Regions from separate parts of the Homo sapiens genome. Here region 2 is linked to region 1. A link is a loop called in an ENCODE intact Hi-C map of the cell type or tissue named here. Cell type or tissue: heart left ventricle. All regions are shown on one strand. Region 1 overlaps ARK2C (arkadia (RNF111) C-terminal like ring finger ubiquitin ligase 2C). Region 2 has its middle 21 kb from the start of ARK2N.

Region 1 (8,000 bases):
AATGACAGACCATGTGATATACAAATAAACTGTCCTAGACCCATCTGTCCCAGCTGACTGCAGCAATGTGAGTGAGCCCAAGAAGACCAAAAGGACTTCCCAGCTGAGCCCAACCCAAATTACCAACCCACTGACTTGTGAGCTGCATAAAAGGTTGTTGTTTTAAGGCCAAATTTTGGAGTGATTGTTATACAGAAAAAGCTAACTGATACAAATGGCGTTGTCGTTTATTGAGGTGGGGACTCAATTTTGAGTTGTGCTCTCAATGTTCTGAATGTGAATCTGAATGCTTAAAGAGAAAAGTCCCTGTATTGTCTCCATGCAACACCCAGAGCACCCTCAGGACAGGGCTGGATGCAATCTGGGTGCTTGGCGGATGCTTACGGATGGAGGGAGGGAAGGATGGATGATGACTTCTTCATTGGCTTCCTTATCATGAGCCAGGTTTCTGTGTCACCCTTCTCCTCACAAAGCCAGAAGAGCTTTAAATGCCTCCTCCCTCCATGCCCACTGCTGTCTCAAGAGTTTATAGTTGAGCTTTGACTTCCTAGAGCTTTCCTGCAGATCCGTGTGTTTCCTTGAGAATGCAAAGCACTGATTTTTAGCCTTGATTTTGACCTCCCACACCCAGCCTTTTCCCAGATGTGCTGGCAAATAGACAAATCAATTGTTTTGAGTTTTTCTTCCTCTCCACCCCCATGACATGTTAATTAGCCATGAAAATGCCAGCAGCAAAGTCAGGAAGGCTGAGGACAAACCCCAGCCCTGAGTGGCCAGCTGGTGCAGCACTGGGTGTCCAAATTGGTTTCCATTTTCAAGGCTTCAGGCACTGTTTTCTGCCTCCCTGCTTACCTCTCCTCCCACCTGGCACTCCAGGTCCCTCGTGAACTCTGCTTCAGTCCCTCTGTGATGATCCCAGTCATATCAGCATATCACTTTACCTGTCACAAAGCTTTTCCCAAATTCAGCCCTACAACCATCCAGTGCAATGAATTATGGGCATTATTCCCATTATTCCCATTTTAGAGATGAAGAAACTGAGGCTCAAGGGTTAGAAAGACTTGCTCAGCATCACTTGGCCCAGGTTGGGAATCTGGAGCCTGTTTGATTCCAAGCCCGTCTTTCACTCTCAGCACCACCAAAACACGTTCTCAATAAAGGGCCTAGTGCACCAGGGAGGGGGCTCCTTCAGCAACTTTTTTATTTTTATTTATTTTTTTATTTTTTTTATTTTTTTTGAGACAGATCCTTGTTCTGTCGCCCAGGCTGGAGTACAGTGGCACGATCTCGGCTCACTGCAAGCTCTACCTCCCAGGTCCACGCCATTCTTCTGCCTCAGCCTCCCGAGTAGCTGGGACTATAGGCGCCCACCACTGCCTATAAATATAAAAAATTTTTTGTATTTTTAGTAGAGATGGGGTTTCACCGTGTTAGCCAGGGTGGTCTCCATCTCCTGACCTCGTGATCCGCCCACCTCGGCCTCCCAAAGTGTTGGGATTACAGGTGTGAACCACTGTGCCTCGCCTTCCTTCAGCAACTTACTGGTAAGGTCACTGCCTTGGGGCTCACGTGGGTATTCACATTTCGATGAGTGTCAGTCAAACTCTGGCAGAGGTCATGTAGGCCTGGGGAGGGGACACTCTGGACTGACACAGGGACTCCACCAGGCCCTGAAACTGCAGCAGCGCACAGGCTGACTTGGCTTCTGCTCCCTCCCCTGCCCATTTCCTGGGCTTTGGCTCCAGATGTTATCTGAAGCCGATGGAGTGTCCATGAGCTGAGAATAAAGGCCCAGCAGGACTGCGGCTTAGCTCAGCCCCTACTCCCTCACACATCCTCCTGCAGCCCTGGGTGGAAGTGCACGCTCCCCATTCACAAGGCTGTGATGACACAAAATGAAAATGTTTCCTAGGGGTGAAATGGCTCCCAATGAATCTAACACGGCCACTCATATGGCCTTTCCCAGAGGCCTCTGCAACCTGCCCTCCGCACTGGGGCAAAGGAGGACCTGAGGACCAGGATTCCACGTGCTGTGTTTGCCCTTCTGGAGTCTCAAGGCTGTGTGTATGTGCATGTGTCTGTGAGCGTGCATCTGTGTATGTGTGTATTGTGTGGTACGTGGCATGATCATGAATGTATAAGCATGTGTGTGTGCATGGTGTAGGTATGGATATGGGCATGTGCGAGCATGTGTCTGTGGGATTTGTGTGAACGTGTTCATGTGCAGGTATATGTCTATTCATGGATATGTGCATGTACATGCATGTTGTGGCACCTGTGATGTGTGTGTGTGTACATGTATGTCTGCACGTGTGTGTGTGCACACACAGAGAGCAGCTGTGGTCTGAGTCTCCACAACCTGCCCCATGGCCTGCTGGGGTTAGTCAGGTCTGCCTGTAAGCAGCACCTACACAGAGCCCTGGTTTGGAAGGCTAATGATTTTTTATAAACATCTGCTGTTTACCAACACAGCATAGGGAGATTAAAGCAGTTTCCCTTAAGGAAGAAGACACATCTGCCCAGAGAGTCAGGCAGGTTGTGTTCAGGTCCCGTCTTAATCAGTCACTCACTATGTGGCCTTAGGCAAGCAGCCTGGCCTCTCTGAGCCTCAGCTTCCTGACCTGCAAAATGAGCATAACGATATTGCCATCTCTACCTCCAGAAGGCCGTGGATTCAGATGAGAACTGCTGGGGGATGGTGCCTTGAAAATTGTAGAGCACCCTACACAAATGAGGCCTGGTATTAAGGACATTATAGCAAACATTTCTAAGAGAGGAACCCGAGCATGCTGCATGACTTTGAATTAAATTATGTGGTTTAGATTACAGTGTATGTGCAGAAAAGTAAACATGCAGATGATTCCTGGAAGGATCCATGAGACATAACAACAAGGCTCCCCATGAGGAGAGAACCTGGGCAGCTGGGGCAGGGGGAGGAGTGTTTTTCTCTGTATGTACATCCTTTTGCACCATAGGAATTCTTACCACGTGCATATGTAATGTGCTTTTTAAAACACACAGAGCAGTTTTTAAGAGTAAAATGATTTTTAAATGTGAGTAGAGCAGAATGGAAAAAGCGCTGCTCTCCTGCCCTTTCTCATCTCCCACCCCTTTGCCCTGGGTTCCCAGGGCCTCAAATAACTGTCTCCCACTCCTCTTCCCAAATGTCAGCTCACCTTCTCTCCCCAGGTAAGAGATAAGTAAACTGAGACTCAAAGAAAGTAAACAACTTGCTATCCCGTAGTCCAGGTCGCAGGGCTAATAAGACAAGGCAGATGTGGTTTCCACAGAGCCTGCAGAGCTCTGTAGGACTCCAAACCCAGGGAGCGCTCACCTATCCCACTCAGAACTGACTATAAAGCTCAAGGAAAGCCCTACAAGGCTGTGGGTTTGGGCACGGTGGGACAGGCTAATGCAGATAGATTTGGGGATGGGAGCATCTTCCCAGGGTCCCTGGGACGTCACCACATGGTCCACTTCTGGATAGGGCTGGGCTTGAGCGACGCTGCTTTATAAAACTTGAGGATCAGTACCCTTGGAACGGGTCGGGGCAGGCTGCCTTATTCTAATTCCACTCGAGAGAGAAGAGGACCTGGCAGGGTTCCCAGCTTGCAATGTTTTAACCAAACAATTTTCAAAACCGAGTTCAAGATCTGTCACCCAAAGCAACAAACTTGAACAGAGTGCCACAGAGTTGAGCTCCCCCATCCCCCGGCTAAGGCGGGAAGACTCCTGGAACTCCTCCAGCTTCTCGGAGAGGGGGCTGTGTTGTTTGACGTGCAAGCATCCCTCATTCTTTGCATCCAAAGGCCTCAGGAATTCTGGGGGATTTTGAGGGTCCTAGTCAGGGAGAGAGGGAGGATCTGCTAGTGACCTTGACCAAAGGGCTCCCCTTTGGGCCTCGGTCCTTATCTATAACAAGATATGGTGGCCCCTGGCCCACAGGTGTGCCATCTGAAGCATGAAACGTGGTCACTCCGCGTTGGCTGTTAGCAGCATCTCCGTACCTGCCCGAGGCGGCCTTGTCATTTTCTAAGAGTTGGGAGGGGTGGGGGTAGTCAGGACCACCAGCAATTCCCTTCCGGCCTGACCACATCCTCTGGAGGGAGAGCATTTAACAGCCAGCTACTGGAGTAGGGAGGAGAGAGGAGGTGTGACAAGTGAGAAGAAACTGACCAACCAGGCAGCCTCATCAGCACATGACTGGACATCGGCCTCCCTGATCTCCTCCCACTACCCTGGGCTGCACTCAGTATGAGGCTCATCTCCTAGCAGGACATTTGGCAGGAGGGTGGCTGCTTTCTGCTCTGTTTTCAGAGCCTGACAGGCAGCTGTGAGCTGCTACCAAGGGTCAAGACAGCAGCAGACTGGCAGGGACATGTTTGCCTGCAGGCTTAGTGGTAACCCTCTGGGGCTGCCAGGCAACCAAGAAACCAAGGCTGTGGGTCTGCTTCTGGCCAACTGGGCAACCAGCCCAAACCAGCCCTTGACCCCATGGCCCCAGGAGTCCATCCTTCCCCAAACTGGGACATATGATCATGGCAGGATTTGTGGGCAGTTGCCCAATTTGAGATCTGATTTTGAAGAATGGGGTTGGAAGGACTTAAACCTTGAGGGGAGGGGGCTGTGCTTTGATTCCCAGGGCTGTGAGATGAGCCGTTGTCTCCCGCTGAGCTGAGATCTGCACTTGGGGAAGAGAGGGCATTTAAAAATAGCACCAACTGACTCGAATACCTCTGCTCCCTGCCTGCTGCAAGTCAGATCCAATTACTCTGCTGACAAGAGGCTTTTAGCCCAGGGAGCCTGGCATCATCGACCCCACTCCAGGGAGCTGGGCTCCATGGTGCCCCTGCCCTTCCTCCTCTCACTGGGCATCCACAGGTTCAGGAGAAAGGGACCAGGGAGGTGTAAAGATCACACATACACGGCTCAGCCCCAGGCTGTGATTCCTGCATGTCCAGCTACTTGACTGAATCTGGCTTGCTGGAGTCCCCCTTTTGTTCACATTGGGTGAGCAGCCCCAAGTATCTGACCCATATCTGAGATTCCTTCAGTAGGGCCTCACCCCTTTGGAACATGAAGACTTTTTCAAGGTCCCCAACTAAGATCCAAGTGCCCCTCCCTGGGATGGGCTCTCGTCACAGCTGGGGACAGGAAACTAGTACACATATAGAATATCAACTCCGTGAGGCAGAACCTCAGCTGTCCAGCTCACTGCTGGCACATAGTAGGAACTTACCAAATGTATGTTGAAATGAATCAATCGATAGCAAAGGGGACTTGGTGAGAAAATGCAAATGGCTCCATGCAAATCCTTGCTCAACTGCAAGAGTGAAAATTAATCAGCTGACTCAGAGCATACGTCCTATTCAGGATAGTCACATAGTGTCAGCTCATCTGCAAAGGCCAAGTACAGAGGCCTCTAGGAAATCTCTTTCCTTTCTCCAGCCAATGCCACCATAATTATCTTTCAGCAAACTCACCCAACCCAAAGCTACTTGCCAGTGACCCTATTAAACCAGCAAATGCCAAGAGCTAAGCTCTCTCCTGCAATGCCTCACACTGCCTTCCCCAAGGGGCTGTCGTTTCCTTTCTACCCTGGCTCTCTCCCTTCATTCAACTCTCAAAATTATCAGGTGCTAAGGGAATGCCAACAAAAAGAGCTGTCATTAAGGGGTGCCTGAATCCATCAGGCGTGTCTTACCTGCCTTGTCTATGACACCTGTCACTTTTCACTTTGGGAGGCTCATCTCAGCAACTTCCCCAGAGTGGAGACAGAGCCTTGGGCATCTGCCACCCATGCACAGCCAGCACCTGACACACACTGGTGCCCAGGAGATGTCTGATGAATAAATAATTGGGGGTGAGGCAGGGCCTCCCGTAAACATTACAAAGGCATGTGTAGAGTTTAAGGAGGACTTGCTGACCACTTTCATGAGCCTGGACAATTGAAGAAACGATGCTTAAAGTGAGTTTACCATGCAGCAGCCAAACCAATGAGAACAAGAGGAATGAGTGGCCCTCCTGGTCATGGGGTGTGTTTGCTTCCTTTGTGACAGATTTCCACTTGTTTGTTTGTCAGGGAGGCTCCCCTTCAGCCAGGCCCATGGACAATTATTGGTGATAGATTTGAGTGTTTCTGGGCATGGCTCCAGGTCATAACCAAGATCTAGGTCCTGCCAGCATCTTCCTGGGACGAAATTGACAGCAATTGTCAGAAGGCTTGTTCAGCTTGTTAAGGGTGAGCCTTCAGCTGAGGCTGTCAGTGCAACCCTGGATGGTGAGTTTGCCCCTCAGTCTCACAGCCTAACGGGTTCAGTCCTTCACACAGCTGGCTGGCTGCCTCCTCCTCCACCTTAACTGTGGGAAGCCAGGTGTGTGTACACAGAAGCTGGAATGATGATAGTTGCAGGCACAGCACCAGTAAGACATTGAGCACCTGGAACACATTCTCTGTCTCTAGCTTTCTCTCTCTCTTATTAGGGATAGCTGGAAAGCAGAAAAGCCAAGGTGAGAGGAAGCAGCAGAGCTGAGGTGCAAGAAGCCAAGCTTGGCTAAGCATTTGGGGCCTTAAGAAATGGGATCTGACCAGAGCAGGGCCCTGAGGTCATGTGACCTTAGAAGTGGAAGATGTATTGATCGCTTGATCACCAAGACCTCCCACCCACTACTCCTCACCACATAAGTAAAACAGCAGGGCCCACAGTTGGCAGTAAGATTATAATTTGGTGCAACCTCTAAGGAGAGTGATTTGGCAAGATCATGAAAATCACAAATGCTCAAATCCTGTCTACTGCAATTCCACTTGGCATCTTAAAGACAAAATGCATATAACTCCATGCAGATACACAAACAAAATGTGCTCTATGGCTGGTAAGTACAAAAGACTGGAAACAACGAAATGTCCATCAATAGGAGAACATGCATTATTGGGGAATATTGTGCAGTTATGAGAAAGAATGACAGTAATCTCCAGGATGCCTTGAAGCCAAGAAAGCAAGACGCCTGAAGGGCCCATCTATCCTGAATCCTCCCTTTTACAAAAGGGGAGCCTAAGACCCAGAGTGAGGACTGAGTGGCAGAAAGCCATGCCCCTGCTACTCAGAGGCAAGTTCAATACCAGGACTGAGACTGCCTGACCCCCAGACCAGAGGTCCCTCCTCTGCACCACAACTTCCACTCTGGTTAGATGTGGCCAGGAGCCCACAGCCTCTTAGCTTCCCCCAATCCTAATACTCAGCAGCTCAGAGTCAGACGTCTCTTCTACTGTCAAATCCAGATTCTCAGTGTCATTTCTTCACTTCATTTCCTCCTGCCCTGTCCTCGGCTAAACTAACGAAGAGTGCATCACCACCACCGTTTACCTGCAGATGGGCCAAACCTCAAAGGATCCCTTGAGCTCATTCCTTCCCTCTTTCTCAGAAGATCACGTCAATCTCACCGGACTTGTTTGTTCTAGATCATGATGGCTGCTCCCAGGACAGTGTCTGTCCTGGCAAAGGTATCTCATATTGCTGTTCCCCTTTTTTCTCCTTTGAAGTGGAAAATAAACTTGCAGACTATCCTTTCTTTTGAGGCATCAACATTCTTTTCCTGATCTTGAAGGCCTGCAGTTGTAATAATGGCTGACATTTCTATTGCACCCCCTGTATGCCAGGCACTGTTAGGTGCTCCACATATATTAACTCATTTAATCCTCAGAACTCCATGGTGTAGCTACCGTTATTATCTCCACTTAACCACTGAGTGACCAAGGCTCAGAGAGGTCAAGTAACTTTCCCAAGGACAAACTTTAAATAGAAGATGGTCCTGCGGGCAGCTAGGCAATGAACAGGGAACTGAGACTTGGAACAAAAGCCACAACTTGCAGAAAGTCCTGTGTGATGACTCAGAAAACAGATAACAGTACCACTGGGATGAAGGCTCATCACAGACTATCTAAGCTCAAAGTCTTTTGACACCAGCTCATTCACAACCATCTGTTCCAAGATAAGACCACA
Region 2 (8,000 bases), 260 kb after region 1:
CATCCTATGGGGCAACCTTGACCCGAGGGGGCCAGAACTGGTGGATAAACATCCTCTATTATTTCCCTCAGACGAACAATTTTGAAGCTCGTTCTTTGGTTCTCTTTAGGGGCAAACAGGTGGACCACGCCCAGGCGGCCTCCCTGGAGATGAGCTTGATAAGGCAGCACACATTGGAATGGCTCTCCCTCCTTCCTTGGGTCACTCTCTCCAGTTCCTCACTCCTGTTCTGGGGTAATTCCCAAAATTAATGACCTGTGTGCAAGCTCTTGTCTGAGACTCTGCTTCTGTGGGAAACCCCAGCTGAGAGCTCTCCTTTCTCCCCAGGCCCCACTCTGTTTTTCCTTCTCTGTGCTGCTGTTTTTCTCCTCAAGTTCTGTTCTCCTCAGTCAGCCTTGGAGACACTGTGTTCCCAGGCAGGCTGCACATGACGAGGTGGGAGAGTACACCTCCACTTGGCTCACTGGAAACCAAGGGAACCAAGGTCAAGGAGGGCAGCAAGCACAAGAGAGGGACTACAGAGGGGAGGGGATGCTTCCAGCCCTGAGAAGTCTTCTTTGGAATAGAAGTGACTGGTCTAGCCTGAGAGAGAGTACGGCCTGATGTTCTTCCTGGATACCCTGCGCTCCTTGGATGTAGGCCTGGTGCTGGTTGGTGGCATGATCTGCAGGTCTCGGAGGATCCTTCCTGTCCTGCTCAGCTCACCTGGGCTTTCTCTGTGTGGGGCTTCTTCTCCAGCCTCCAAGTATACAACTTGACCTTGAGCAGCCCTCTGTTCTCCATCCTCACTGAAGACACAGCAGAAGGACTTTATTTACATTTAGTCTGTGGCAGGAAGGACCCATCCACTGAAGGGGTTCCCCCTCTGTGTCAGGCTTTGCTCAGGCTGTTGTAAGAACCTGTCACCATCTAGTCTCAGGAATGGTAAAACACTCCCCAGGCCAGGTGTGGTGGCTCATGCCTGTAATCCTAGCACTTTGGGAGGCCAAGGCCAGCCAGTTTACTTGAGGTCAGGAGTCCAAGACCAGCCTAGCCAATATGGTGAAATGCTTTTTCTACTAAAAATAAAAAAAAACAAAATTAGCAGGAAATCGCTTGAACCCAGGAAGCAGAGTTGCAGTGAGCCAAGATCGCACAACTGCACTGCAGCCTGGGCAACAGAGCAAGACTCTGTCTCAGAACAAAACAAAACAAAACACACTCCCCAAACGGTCACATTCCAAGCAACAGGTAAGGGAACAATAGAGTAAATTCTGGACTGATTCAAGCCTTGACAAAATTTCTAGGGTGGAAGAGTGAGAAGGAGAGCAACATTTCATGAAAAAACAAGGTCAGAATTTATTTGCAGTGAATAATACTCTAGCCCTCCAACTCAAGTATGCAAGAAACATCACTTTCTTCATTTCCTAGAAATCAATTTGATTTCTACTTTAAGGCCCCCACCTGGCAGGAGAATTCATACCAGTCATTGCTGAGGTTTCATTTGCCTTCCCCACCCAGGAAACCCCAGACACAATAGTTCTAAGAAGACATAGATGTGGCCAGAGGAACTTCCAGGTACAGCACTCAACCTAGTCTGCTCTATTGGGTAAGACGGGCATGAGGTCGCCTCCCATTAGGACTAGTGATAGCATAATAGAATAGAGTCCTAGAAACTGAGACAAGGAAGCTGCAAACTCAGCCTGAGCTCCTTGAGAAGGATTGACTCACTGAGGGGGAGAACTCTGAGCCATGACTCTAAGAATGACAAGAATTTTGCCTCATAGAGAAGAGGAAAAGCATTCTGGAAAGATGTCACAGTGGAATGAAAGGACTAGGTCATTTTGGGAATGAGTGCCCAGAGGCTGATACTCATTTGGATGTGGAGAAGGCAAGGGTAAGGGAGGAATTTAGAAAAAAGAAAAAAATCTCCTTTGAGACAAGCCTGGCCAACATGGTGAAACCCTGTCTCCACTAAAAATACAAAAATTAGCCGGGTGTGGTGGCACACTCCTGTAATCCCAGCACTTTGGGAGGCCAAGGCAGGTGGATCACTTGAGGTCAGGAGTTCGAGACCAACCTGGCCAACATTGCAAAACCCCATCCGTACTAAAAATACTAAAAATTAGCTGGGCATGGTGGCGGGCACCTGTAATCCCAGATACTCGGGAGGCTGAAGTGGGAGAATCGCTTGAATCTGGGAGGTGGAGGCTGCAGTGAGCCCAGATCATATAGCTGCACTCCAGTGTGGATGACGGAGTGAGACCCTGTCTCGAAAAAAGAAAAAAAGAACAAAATCCCAAGGAAGACTTATAACGTGGACTGTGATTTTTTTTTTTTCTCTTGCTAGGGTTGGGGCCTGTGTAATAAATAACCCTTTCTCTTTCTCTCCTCAAGTTTGGAAGCAACTAAAAAATAAGATGCAGGAAACAGGCGAACACTTAAATGTCAACTTTATGGCAGATCAAAGCTGGATTGGGGGACACGGTGCAAATGAGCAGCCTCCATGAACTTCCTATCCCATTCCTGTCACAGCAAATGTAGACAGACTATTCAACCAGTCACAGGAGCGCTGCCCTGTCTGAGCAGCCCAGAATCTACTCTCAGGCAAGTCCTAAAGAGAATACCTGGTGAGGCTTCCCACCTCAACTTCTCCCTTGAAATCTTCACACCAGAAGGTGATCTGGTTTCATGCTCTACCTCCCACCATGGTCTTGAAATATAAAGGAGGGCAGCTGACATGAGATCCATGGGGATTAATATTTCCTGGTGACATTTCAGGTAAAATATTGGGTGGAGAAAATATTACCGGATGGGAACCATTCTTCTTGCCGGGAGAGTCAGGCCAGAGAGACTCCAGGAATGTGGCTCCAATAGAGACCCCTCCACAGGGAAGCAAGAAGTAGGGGATGGAGTTTCCATTTCACAACCCATATCCACCCTGTGGGCACTCGCATTGTTATTGCTTTCTGAAATAAAGAACTACCTCACATCTGCGTAGAAATCAAACTTTTCAGAGTACTTTCACATCCATAAAACAAGAACATAGATACAAAGTAGAAGAGTTTTCTAAAATCATCTAAGCCTATTTCTCCTTTTACAGATGATAAAATTCAGGCTAAGAGCATTAAGAGACCAGGCAAGGTGGATCACCTGAGGTCAGGAACTCGAGACCAGCCTGGCCAACATGGTGATGGATGCCGGTAGTCCCAGCTACTTGGGAGGCTGAGGCAGGAGAATTGCTTGAAACTGGGAGGCAGAGGTTGCAGTAAGCCGAGATCGTGCCACTGCACTCCAGCCTGGGCAACAAGAGCGAAACTCAGTCTCAAAAAGACAGAGACCAGCCAAGGGCTACACAATTAGTGGTCACCTGTCTCTCAGCATGACCAAAAGTCACAAGTTCCTTTGGCTTTAGATCCCCAACACAAAACCTTCCTCCATCTTTGAATTCTCTTCTCTGCAGCAGCTATCCTGAAAATCAACACAACTGTTGGAAAAGAGGGAATGGAAGGAAAAGAGCTCCTGGGAGTGGCTAACTGCTCTGGGTGGACTCACGACGCTTAGCCTATAAAATCTATTTGTCTATATTTGCATTGCCGGTATTCAGCAGAGGGGCTGATAGAGTGCTACGTAAGGTCTCCATTCTGACGAACCGAATGAATGCTTGCATGAATAGATGAATGGCTGAAGAGCCAGAAAACCGGAGATAGGAAACATTTTTTCGGAAATGGGTGAAGAAGGATTCTTTAAACAGCAGAGCAGTAAACTTGGCATTGCTCAGAGGCCTGTGTTGGGCTTGTGCTCCGGCTGGCGCCTCTCCCCATTCTCCAAGCATCTTTAAAGGTCATCTTGGGTTTTTTCCTCTCCTCTCCTTCATCCCTGTATCAAATTTGTTTCCAAGTTCTCTCATATCTCCTTCTTTTCCATCTCTGTTGCTACATCCTGGCCTAGGTGCTTATCACTTTGTGCTGGCCTGGACTCATATGTTGGGGCAGGGCTGAGCACAGAGGCCTGGGAGGCAGTTAGGAGGCTATCTCCCTGCATCAGGCTGCAGCTGACACCTGCTTTTGTCTCCCCTCTCCCTCCACTGCCTGTGGCCTCCTCCTTATCGGCTACCCTCATGTGCACCTTCAGCCTCCTCCCAGCCAGCTCTCAGCTCTCACCAGGCCAGGCACTTCCCACACTTTCAGGCTCGCTCCACCCCCTCACCCGTGCCCTCCCCTCCCCCAGCCCCTTCCTCAGGTTTCAATTAACTAGCTGCCCATAGATTGCAGCAAATTTATTCTCCCTGAAATAGAAGTGACCCATAACAAGGCTTAATGAGATCATCCCCCAAGGAATTTAATAAGGGACAATCCCTTTAGCCAGTCAGATGAGCGTGTCAGCTGTGTGTGAGGGAGTATTGGGGGAGGGAAGGCAGACAGTGGGTGCCCCACCTCTGGGGTGTGTTGGTGGTCCGGGCCCCTGGGGCAGGCGGCAGCGGGTGTGGGAAGCAGAGAGACCTGGCAGACCGGCTGGGTGGGACAGCACAGAAGCACAAGCTCACCTACTTCAGAAGTGTGCCAAGAGCTAGCAGGAAACCTGATGCCCTCCCTGACTCAGCTTCCCAGGAGCTCCCCAGGGCAGTCCTAGAGGTCACAAGCCCAAGAGTTTTAGGTATCATGGGAGGAAGATTGCAGAGTGGACCCTTTGCCCCCCAGTAAATTAACAGAGGTGGGGATGGATGCCCAGCATGGTTGCACGTCCCTTACAGAGCAGGGGAAAGAGGACATTTGTTTTTCCTGCTCTTGAAAGCTGATCGCCTCTGCAGCCAGGCGTGGTGCCAGTTGTGGTCAGCGTCTAGCCTGCTGGCAGATGGGTCATCAAGGACTCAGGGTGAGTCCTCAGCTGTCTGCATTTTGCAGCAGCCACCTCAACGACACACCTCCTTGGCACCCACAGCCCCCCACATGAGAGCACTAGCCTGCTCACCCATTAGAGAACGATTCTTCCTTCTCACAACGGTGCAGCACTCAGCATCTGCCCATACAGAGTCTCCAAAAGCTAGAGCCTGAGAGGCTCCTAGGTGTGACCCGGTTCAACCATTTCCCTAATTTACAGATGCACAACTGGGACCCAGGGAGGTTAAGAGACTTCCCTAATGTACTGGCTTTCTGTGTTGCCCACAAATCATCTAAAAATGATTGTCATATAGCAGATTAAAATAGCACATACTTAGCGTCATTTCTATGGGTCAGGAACCTGAGCTCAGCTTAGCTGCCTCCTCTGCTCCATGGTTTCCCCAGGCTGAAATCAAGGTGTCAGCTGGGGCTGGAGTCTCATCAGAGGCTCAAGCAGGGAAAGACCTGCTTCCAGGCTCCCTCAGGCTGTTGGCAGAATCCATCTTCTTGCAGCTGTAGGACCGAAGTACCCATTTTCTTGCTGGTGGTCAGCCGAATGTTCTCGCAACTAAATGCTGCCCCCTCTTCCTTGCCAAGTGGCTCTTTCCATAGGTCTTCTCATAGCAGGTCAGTTTCTTCAAAGCCAATAACTGAGAGAGAGTCTCTAACCTCAGGGAGGGGCCAGTCCTTAAAAGCCTTTTAAGGCTTTTAACTGATTGAGTCAGGCTCACCCAGATGATCTCCCTTTTGATGAAATGAAATCAACAGATTTGAGACCCTAATTACATCTTCAAAATTTCTTTACCTTTGCCATATTCTGTTTGTGAGAATCAAGTCACACAAAATTTGAATGTGTCCCACCCACATTCCAAGGGAGGGGATTATATCCCAGCTACTTGGGAGACTGAGGCAGGAGGATTGCTTGAACCTGGGAGGTGGAGGTTGCAGTGAGCTGAGATTGCACCACTGCACTCCAGCCTGGGCGACAGAGCAAGACTCTGTCTTGAAAAATAAATAAATAGGCCAGGTGTGGTGGCTCACGCTTGTAATTCCAGCACTTTGGGAGGCCGAGGTGGGTGGATCACGAGGTCAGGAGTTCGAGACCAGCCTGGTCAACACAGTGAAACCCTGTCTCTACTAAAAATACAAAAATTAGCTGGGCGTGGTGGTGCACACCTGTAATCCCAGCTACTCGGGAGGCTGAGGCAGGAGAATTGCTTGAACTCGGGAGGTGGAGGTGGCAGTGAGCTGAAATCACACCACTGCACTCCAGCCTGGGCGACATGGCTAGGCTCCACCTCAAAAATAAATAAATAAATAAATAACATGAAAAGTAGCAGATGGGAAATTTTAGGGCCATTCTAGGGTCTGTCTACCACATCTAATGTCACACAGCTAGGTAACAGCAGAAACAACATCTAGAACCTAGGTTTCTTATAGAAACAGGTCCCTGGGGCCAGTTACATTTCAGAATTCAGAATGTTCCAGATTTCAGATAGGTAATCAGGTGCTTATACCATAAACATAATACCCCCAAGCAGCGCCTGGAGGAACACCCAGGAGTCACACGCCTTAGAGTTCTGCAGTAGACCAAAATGGGGGTTCAGGTGAGGTTCTGCTGCCAAATGAATTCAGGTCAGATCAGGTTTTGTCAAATGAATTATGAAAAACCTTTGGGTTTTAGAGCTTTGGGGGCTTTGGAAATTCCAGTAAGGGATTGTGAGCCCATAATTGACACTCATTGAGTTCTGACCATATGCCAGATTTGGGCTAAGGATGTGCATTCTCACAGCCCTGTGGGAGAAGCAGGTTTTTGAGATTTTTTATTTTATTTTATTTTTGAGATGGAGTCTTGCTCTGTAACCCAGGCTGGAGTGCAATGGCACAATCTTGGCTCACTGCAACCTCTGCCTCAAGGGTTCAAGCGATTCTCTTGCCTCAGCCTCCTGAGTAGCTGGGACTACAGGCTTGCACCACGCTCAGCTAATTTTTGTATTTTTAGTAGAGACGGGGTTTCACCATATTAGTCAGGCTGGTCTTGAACTCTTGACCTCGTGATCTGCCTGCCTTGGCCTCCCAAAGTGCTGGGATTACAGGTGTGAGCCACCGAGCCCGGCCATTTTTGCGATTTTTAAACCATTTTCCTTCCTATATATCCTTCCCTTCACTTATTCTCATTCAAGTCAGAATAAGGCTCTGCATTCATTGATGTGGAGGTGGGAGGAGGCTGGGTAGAGCCTGAAAATCTCTCTTGCTTAATTTTGACAAAGCTGCTCAAGCCTCAGACTGGGGAGGAAATGTAGGCCTTTGATAAAACACTTCTGATAAGCAAAATAAATACATAAATAAGTAAAAAACACAAAACAAACACAAACACCAAAGACTGGAAATAGATCCCACACACCAGGCTAGGTAGAGGAAGGAGAAGGGCTGGGGGCTTCTGGCAGCATTCCCAAGCCGGCAACACTCCCTGAAGGCTGCATGCTGTGTCTAAACAACTGGCATCCTGGGTGCCTCTCAGTGTGCTTCCCTGGGAATGGAGGGAAGGGGCATCCTGGCTAGACACTGCTTGGCTCAGGATTGTCTTTCATTTGCTTTCTCATTATGTTGTGTAAGTGAGTCTTCTCTTTGCACCAGAGCAAGTCTATTTCTCTCTAGCCCAAGTACAGAACTTGTTGTTGAATAGATATTGCTCAATAAATGCTCATTTAGGGCCGGGTGCTGTGAGAGGTCAAGGAGGGTGGATCGCTTGAGCCCAGGAATTTGAGACCAGCCTGGGGAACATGACGAAACCCCATTTCTGCAAAAAATACAAAAAGTAGCCGGGCATGGTGGCAATAACCTATAATCCCAGCTACTCAGGAGGCTGAGGTGGGAGGATCTCTTGAGCCTGGGCTGCAGTGAGCCATGATCACACACTCTAGCCTGGATAAAAGAGTGAGACCTTGTCTCATAAAATAAAAAACAAAATAAAATAAAATAAGCTCATTGAGGGACTCTCTTCAGTGAGTACTGTGGGTCCCTGGCCCCTCCCTCTAGGACTTCCTGTGTAGTTTACATGCTCTGAAATATTTGCTTTGGTTAGGAGACCCTCTGTTTGTGTGTTTTTTGTTTTGTTTTTGTTTGTTTGTTTTTTTGAGA

The links. A loop is a pair of places that touch in the nucleus more often than their neighbours do. Peaks named below come from ENCODE experiments on the same cell type or tissue, not always from the same donor. Only the 100,000 strongest peaks of a DNase experiment are listed, where the experiment ranks them.
Region 2: a loop joins it to region 1, with 4 times the contacts of the local background. A loop is called at or near these places in 2 of 110 quality-filtered maps.

Annotation. Positions count from the first base shown.
Region 1 is chr18:46,408,764-46,416,763 of GRCh38, reverse strand. The region is part of intron 1 of ARK2C (arkadia (RNF111) C-terminal like ring finger ubiquitin ligase 2C); the gene reads right to left. Among named protein-coding and RNA genes, the nearest start is that of ARK2C, 79 kb to the right of the region's middle. RefSeq lists enhancers at 1,202-2,150, 4,051-5,001. In heart left ventricle, no CTCF peak of the experiment used is centred here; DNase peaks (open chromatin) are centred at 4,383 and 4,803; H3K27ac peaks cover 4,128 bases.
Region 2 is chr18:46,149,469-46,157,468 of GRCh38, reverse strand. No RefSeq gene overlaps it. Among named protein-coding and RNA genes, the nearest start is that of ARK2N, 21 kb to the left of the region's middle. RefSeq lists a silencer at 1,378-1,584. In heart left ventricle, no CTCF peak of the experiment used is centred here; DNase peaks (open chromatin) are centred at 4,472 and 4,808.